Linked DNA regions of Homo sapiens: region 1 is linked to region 2. Evidence: chromatin contacts called from ENCODE Hi-C data. All regions are on one chromosome and are shown on one strand. The core of a region is the stretch at or near the end of the contact, and the rest is flanking DNA. Distances in the headings are between cores, read along the strand shown.

Region 1 (3,928 bases), core at 165-2,664, 1.2 Mb after region 2:
TCCCACAGGCTCACCACCATATTACGTATTCAAGGAAAATCAACAACTTTGAACTATACCAGAGAGAGTGGTTTTCTTGAATCTGTCATGTCCTATCTTTTTTGTTTTGTTTTGTTTTTGAGATGGAGTCTCGCTCTGCTGCCCAGGCTGGAGTGCAGTGGGGAGATCTCGGCTCACTGCGAAGTCCACCTCTCAGGTTCCAGTGATTCCCCTGTCTCAGCCTCCTGAGTAGCTGGGATTACAAGTGACCACCACTATGCCTAGCTGATTTGTGTATTTTTAGTAGAGACGGGGCCAGGCTGGTCTTGAACTCCCGATCTCAAGTGATCCACCCACCTCGGCCTCCCAAAGTGCTGGAATTACAGGCGTGAGCCGCTGCGCCGGGCCTCATGTCCTATCTTAATAGAATGGACAAGTCCAGGCTTCGAGTTTCCTCGGCTCTAACTGGAATATTACAGCCATTCTACAGGAAATCCAAAGCCCAGAATGACCCTTGGATCCAGAGAAGCAGCCAGAAATATACCATGTACAAACGTGAAATTTTTAAAAGCAGAAAACCAATTGAACATAAAGTAGGTTCCCAAATACATAGAAAATAAATGTAGACAGATAAAATATTGGAAAAAAATAAGGCATAACATTAATTATTTCTTAATTGTGAAAATAGCATGATTTGTTCCTCTTATCTTTCACATATTTCAGTACGTTTCAGCAATGAGTGGGTGTTATTTTCAAAATCATAAGAACATTTTGGTATAAAGATCTATTTTTATTTCAAAGAAGATTCTAAGAACTTTCACATGACGATGAATTCTTCAAAAACACAGTTTTCACAAGCCCTGTCACAGATCCTTCTGGAGACCCGCATACTTCTAGTGTTTGCCCTGACGAATGCCAGTTCTGTTCTTCAAGATTTGCTTGTCAGAAAATGAAGACACACAGAATGAGTTATTTCAGCAGGAAGTGTTCCAGGATTCTGGAAACAGATGATGCTTTCTTTCAGCCTGTTGTCATTCTTCTCCTTCACCAAGATATTGTCGTCATCACTCTGGGTTTAACTCAGCTTGACAGTAGCCACACTTCCATGTTGCTCTTCATCTCTTCCTTTGGTAAAAGTCTGCAAATTGAGGCTCAGCTAACAGCTATTTCATACTAATCAGACACTGGGTCTAAATTAGAACCAAGAAAAGGTCTATGGCAAGATAGGGTGAGGCCACAGCGACATTTTATGCTCTGGATCACCCCTCATGAATGCTTACTAGGCCATTTGCTCTCCTCTTTTACAGGCGAGAGGGTTGTGGCTCTCACTACCTATCATAAACTATGGCAGCGTAACCCTTCACTTGCTTTTCTTATTCACTTCCAGTTTGTGCTGCTGCTAAAATATTCTGCTTCTCAGCTGCCAGTATCGGCGTCTAAATCATCCCCAGTCCAAGGCGCCAGCTCTTCTGGTGCAGAAACCACAGACTCAGCAGCCAGGATGTCATCAGCATACTCGAGATTACATCATCTCCTTCTGCCAACCTTAATACCACTATGGTAACCATCAACAGCAATACCCATGATTATTTCAGTAGAAATATTGAACAGATGTGACAGCCTTGTCAAACTCCTTTGCTGGTGTCCAACCACTCTGTTATACCTTTTGCAATTCTAAAATCTCTCTTCTGGCCATAATAGAGACAGCACATGCTGACCTCCCGCTAGGGAAACTGCTCCCATAGCGTCAGTTGGCATATCAAAGACTAACTACGAACACCACCTTATATACACAGTGCTTTACAGCCTGCTAATCATTTTTGCAGACATTCTCCTTTTTGACTCTCAAGCCAGCTGAGACAGCTGTGGTATAAGTTGAAAGGGCACTGGAGTTTCTGTCAGGAGTTTTGACTTTCTTGGTTGCTTACTACCTTTGAAATCTTGAGCAAATCACTCTGAGCTTGTTTTTTGTCAGTAAAATACTTCTTGTTCTCAACCTAACTTGAAAAACAAATGAGGTGGTACATTTAAAAATAATAAATTATGAAGATAGTTACTCAAACTAATACTTGTACATGAATGTTTCTATCAGCACTATTCACAATAGCCAAAAGGTGAAAACACCAAAATCTCTAGCAACAGACGAATGGATAAACAAAATGTGGTATATCCAGACAATAGGATATTTGTCAACCATAAAGAGGAATGGGCCAGGCGCAGTGGCTCATGCCTGTAATTTCAGCATTTTGGGAGGCTGAGACTGGCAGATGATTTGCGGTTAGGAGTTCAAGACTAGCTTGGCCAACATGGTGAAACCCTGTCTCTGCTAAAAAATATAAACATTAGCTGGGTGAGGTGGTGGCGTGCACCTGCAATCCCAGCTACTTGGAGGCTGAGGCAGGAGAGTTGCTTGAACCTGAAAGGTGGAGGTTGCAGTGAGCCGAGATTGTGCCACTGCACTCCAGCCTGGGCAACAAAGTGAGACTCCGTCTCAGAAAAAAGAGGAACAAAGTATTGAAACATGCTACAGTGTGGCTGAACCCAGAAAACATTATGCTAAGTGAAAGAAGCAAGACACACAAGATCACATATTATATGATCCCATTTATATGAAATACTCAAAGTAGGTCAATCCATAGAGGCAGAAAGCAGATTGGTGGTAGCCAGAGGCTAGGAAGAAGCAGGAAGAGGGGGTGACTGCTTAGTACAGGGTTTTCTTTTGGGGTGATAAAAATGTTTTGGAACTAGATAGAGGTGGCTCTTGCCCAACATTGTAAGTGTACTAAATGCCACTGAATTGTACACTTCAAAGTGGTAAATTTTGTTATATGAATTTTACCTTAATGAAAAATAATAATAAATTATAAAGCACATGAAAATCTAATTAGCATTTCTCAGGGGAAAAACAGCCTCAGGAAGATTAAGTGACTTATGAAAGAACAGAAACTTTCAAAACGAAACAAAGAAGTTCATTCTGAGGGGAGAATGCCGGTCTTTTGACAGGCCAGGAAGGGCTTCTATCCTGCTCTGGGTAGGAATAGAAGTCTAAGCTCTTAAGATGTCACCATTCTCAGCTCTGAAATTTTGTTCTGACTCCCGTATCTCTTGCAAAACCCAATCCCCATAGCACTGTTTCCAGCCTCTTCTACTTATCAGTTCACAGCAAAAGGAAGACAAAATGATCATTTAGAATAAGGAGGTAAAGGGTCATTGGGAGACCAGAGAACTTCTCTCTTTATCTTGTCTAAAGAAAAAGAAGGTTCCTGAATACTGAGTGATAAATTGAGAAGATAGAAAGCTTTGTTAGAATAGAAGGGAATGAAATTAAAAAAAAAAAAAAAAAGAAATGAAAGCTTTGTTAGAGATGCATATCCCTCCCCAGTTCAACCGAAGCAGAATCTGCATTTTACCAAGATTCTCAGGTAATCCGTGTGCTCAGGAAAAGTTTGAGACACAGTGCTCCGGGCCACTAGACATGTAACAGAGTCTCTCCATAATGAAAATGAGGGTGTCGGAGATGTAAACAGTAAGTCATGTTGGACCTCTTAGGCCATTTGTTCTGAGTAGAATGTTAATTTCCATCATCTTTACCAACATCTCTGAAAAGCTTGTGAACGGTGGAGAAAGCACATGGGCTGTTCACCCAGTTACAACAAACTGCAGATATTCTTAGCCTCCATTATTCTGTACCCTGAAAACCATGATGTCACCTCTCCAGTTTCTAGTAATCTCTCTAGTTCACAGGTAAATGTCCAGCAAGGCATTATTAAATTACTAAACATCACAGCTACTGGAATCTTTAGGAGTCATCTGGCCAGCGTTCCCAAATGCTATTCCACGGATCAGTTCTGAGCTAGCTACATCAAAATCACCTGGGGTGCATTTCAAAAGCAGATCCCTAGGGTGTAGAATCTTCTCATTAAGTCTGGAAAGAAGCCATGAAATATGT
Region 2 (3,877 bases), core at 440-2,939:
ATGTGGCTATGCCTTTTGAAACTACTAGACCAAATGTGTGTGAAGAGTAATTGACCACAGGATAAACCTAATTGTGTTTTGTGAAGGAGGTGTGGTTAAGTGAGCTGCAATGTGAGAAGAGAGGAGAAATTCTCTAATGCAATTATTCTCAGAGTTCCTGAGACTCTCAGGAGATCTGCAAGGTCAAACTCTCTTCAAATACCAAGATATTATTTGCCTTTTTTGGTCTGTTTCTCTCATAAGTGGACAGATGAGTTTTCCAGAAGCTACACAACATGTGAAAGTGCAACAGATTGAATGCAGAAGCAGAGACGAAAATCTGACTGTCTCCTATTACACCAGTCATTAAAGAGATTGCAAAAATGTAAAACAATGCAACTCTCCTCCTTAAATTATTGTTTTGGGAAAAAATTTTGAAAAATATAGTATTTATTTTAACATGTAATGGGCTTATTGTCATTTTTAGCTGAAATAGATATTTTCAAAAGTTCTCCATTTTAATGTCTAATATGGAAAATATCAGTAGATAAAATCATTGGCAGCAGGGTGCAGTAGCTCACACCTGTAATACCAACACTTTGGGAGGCCAAGCCAGGCGGATCACGAGGCCAGGAGTTCGAGACCAGCCTGGGCAACATAGGTAAACCCCATCTCTACTAAAAATAAAAAACTTAGCTGGGTGTGGTGGTGCACATCTGTAATCCCAGCTACTTGGGAGGCTGAGGCACGAGAATCACTTGAGCCTGGGAGGCGAGGGTTACAGTGAGTCAAGATGGCATCACTGCACTCCAGCCTGGACGACAGAGCAGAGCAAGGCTGTCTCAAAAAATGAAAAAGAAAAAAAGTCAGTGATGTGCTGCTAAGCAGGATCTCCACAAAAAGAAAAAAAGCCTGATCTGGCAAACTAGCATTTGCCAATTTTGATGGTGTGAATACTCCCTTCTTTTCCAGTTTCAAGCTCCCAACTGTTTAACAGTTGGCTTGACAAATTTCCTGAATATTGAATTCTTGTGAGCAGGTACAAGTTGACTCCAGCACACCAATGGATGCAACCCACATAAACAAAGGCTCTTTGCTGGTCCTCAATAATTTTAAGTGTATTAAGGTGTTCTGAGCAAAAGAAGTTTGAAAACCACTGCCCTTATCCAAGATGTCCCAACTTTATTGACTTGAAGAAAACAGATAAACTGGTAATTATTATAAAAGCATAAAAGCAAACAGGGGTAAAGAGTTGGCTTAGAGCTGCAGGCACCACTCTGGGTTTCTGGCTGTTTCAGAGCTGAGGGGTTCCAAGTCTTGGAGCAAGAAACTGATTCAACATCCAGGCTCAGTGGCTCACGCCTATTATCCCAGCACTTTGGAAGGCTAAGGCGGATGAATGGTTTGAGCCCAGGAGTTCGAGACCAGCCTAGGCAAAATGGCAAAACCCCGTCTCTACGAAAAATACAAAAATTAGCCGAGCGTGATGGCTCATGCCTGTAGTTCCAGCTACTTGGGAGGCTAAGGTGGGAGGATGGCTTGAGCCTGGGAGGCGGAGGTTGCAATGAGCCAAGATGGTGCCACTACACTTCAGCCTGGGTGACAGAGTGAGACCCTGTCACAAAAAGAAAAGAAAAGATACTGATTCACGTCATCAGGTATGGTGTGGTCCACAGAACAGGAAGCTCTGTGTGAGGTCTGATTTTCAGCCACCTGCTGTGTAAAGGAAAGAGAGAGGTGCTTGCTGAGCAAAGTTTCAGACCAGAAGACCAAGAGACAATTCAGAACAGCAGCAGATTCTACCCATGGTGGCATTCCTGTAAAGTGAAACTCAAGCGCCAAGTTTGTTGTCATGGGGACTGTTGATTGCATGCTAGTCTTATGGAAACACACGGAAAACCAGAGGTCAAATTCAGTAGCATCTCAGAATTCAGATAACACAGCATGTACAGTTTCAACCCAGCAGGCTGTGTGTTTATCACTTCAGGAAATGACTCATAAGCAGTAAGGAGATGAGCTTTGAAAGCTGCATCTGGCCAGGGCACGGTGGCTCACCGCTGTAATCCCAGCACTTTAGTGAGGCCGAGGCGGGTGGATCACCTGAGGTCGGGAGTTTGAGACCAGCCTGGCCAACATGTGAAACCCTGTCTCTACTAAAAATACAAAAATTAGCCAGATGTGGTGGCACACACCTGTAATCCCAGCTACTCAGGAGGCTGAGGCAGGAGAATTGCTTGAACCCAGGAGGCAGAGGTTGCAGTGAGCCGAGATTGTGCCATCCAGCCTGGATGACAAGAGCGAAACTCCATCTCAAAAAAAAAAAAAAGAAAAGAAAGCTGCATCTATAGTAGCCTGCATGGTGGCAGGGCCAGTCTGGCTGTTTTGCCTATCTTAATGACTACATCTGCAGGTCATTTTGGTGTGCTGCTATGCGACCCATCCAAGGAAGTGAAAACACCACGAAGGGTGGGCTGTCCAATACTGAGATGCATTCGTGAGCAAAACCATAATCATTTGATATCTATTTTTGTTGTTTTGTTTCCTATCCTGGGATATCTAGTTGCTCTTGAAACTAGCTGACACATATTTTAAAAAAAACAAGACAAATAATATATTCCCATCCTCCAGAAGCTAACTGGCTTTGGGATTTAATCCTAATACTTAATGTTTAGTTAGGAAGCACAAAATTTGAAGACCTCAGATTTAGAATTTTATCAGCTCTGCCTTGTAACAAGTTTTAGAAACTAAATCAGTTGGCCAGGCCTGGTGGCTCATGCCTGTAATCCTAGCTTTTTGGGAAGCCAAGGCGGGCGGATCACCTGAGGTCAGCAGTTCGAGACCAGGCTGGCCAACATGGTGAAACCCTGTCTCTACTAAAAATACAAAAATTAGTCAGACATGGTGGCACGTGCCTGTAATCCAGCTACCCGGGTGGCTGAGGCAGGAGAATTGCTGGAACCCGGGAGGCAGACGCTGCACTGAGCCGAGATGGCACCACTGCACTCCAGCCTGGGCAACAGAACGAGACTCTGTCTCAAAAAAAAAAAAAAAAGAAAAGAAAGAAAGAAAAGAAAAGAAACTAAATCAGTTCTCAACTCTGGTTGCGCATAGAATCACTGGAGAGCTTCTAAACAATTCCAGTGCCAATCTCTGGGGGCGAGGCCTGGACATTGATATTGTTTTCAAGCTCCTCAGAAGATTCTGATGTGTAAACCAGGGTTGATACTAAGAAAAGAAAAATCCCTCAGCAGTCTGAGCTATGTGAGGTGTGCAAAATTTATTAGGCCCAGAGAGACGGGAGTAGAGGACTTCAGTCACACCCCCGGCACATACCCTCCCCCTACCCACCACCCCCCATGCCTGTGGGCAATTATTTAAAGTCATTTTGTTCCTGGTGGTGTGGTAGCTCATGCCTGTCATCCCAACACTTTGGGAGGCCGAGGCGAGAGGATCCCTTGAGGTCAGGAGTTTGAGACCAGACTGGTCAACATGGTGGAACCCCTACACTCCTAAAAATACAAAAATTAGCCAGGCATGGCAGCATGCTCATGAAATCCCAGCTACTCGGGGGGCTGAGGCAGGAGAATTGTTTGAACCCAGGAGGCCAGAAGGTAGAGGTTGCAGTGAGTCAAGATGGCGCCACTCCAGCCTGGGCAACGGAGAGAGACTCCATCTCAAAAAAAAAAAAGGCATTTTGTTCCTGACTAGCTACATTCCCTGTTATCTTCATGTTCCTGGAATCTGTGATACAAAGAACAATGTGTATCCAATCAACAGCTTATGTTATTTTAATGTAAATTTTGATAAACAACTTAGGAACTGCCTCTTTTCCTTTATAAACATTCACATGCAACTGCTGCTAATCAGATTGTATATTCAGGACAACTTGAATATACAC

What was found. A loop is a pair of places that touch in the nucleus more often than their neighbours do. Pooled maps may share reads with other maps.
Region 1: a loop to region 2 is called in a pooled map, with 21 times the contacts of the local background. The contact joins two enhancer-like sites. A Hi-C loop is called at or near these places in 2 of 37 single-sample maps with no recorded cell type and 4 of 50 pooled maps.

What each region holds. Positions count from the first base shown.
Region 1 is chr5:77,934,742-77,938,669 of GRCh38, forward strand. The region is part of intron 1 of LOC101929154 (a long non-coding RNA gene); the gene reads left to right. Among named protein-coding and RNA genes, the nearest start is that of TBCA, 160 kb to the left of the region's middle. RefSeq lists silencers at 292-466, 2,387-2,556. Within about 2 kb of position 1,415, at least 3 of the 41 ENCODE cell types and tissues checked have a DNase peak (open chromatin) inside an H3K27ac peak, as active enhancers do.
Region 2 is chr5:76,737,247-76,741,123 of GRCh38, forward strand. No RefSeq gene overlaps it. Among named protein-coding and RNA genes, the nearest start is that of F2R, 23 kb to the left of the region's middle. RefSeq lists enhancers at 1,674-2,003, 2,104-2,173. Within about 2 kb of position 1,690, at least 15 of the 41 ENCODE cell types and tissues checked have a DNase peak (open chromatin) inside an H3K27ac peak, as active enhancers do.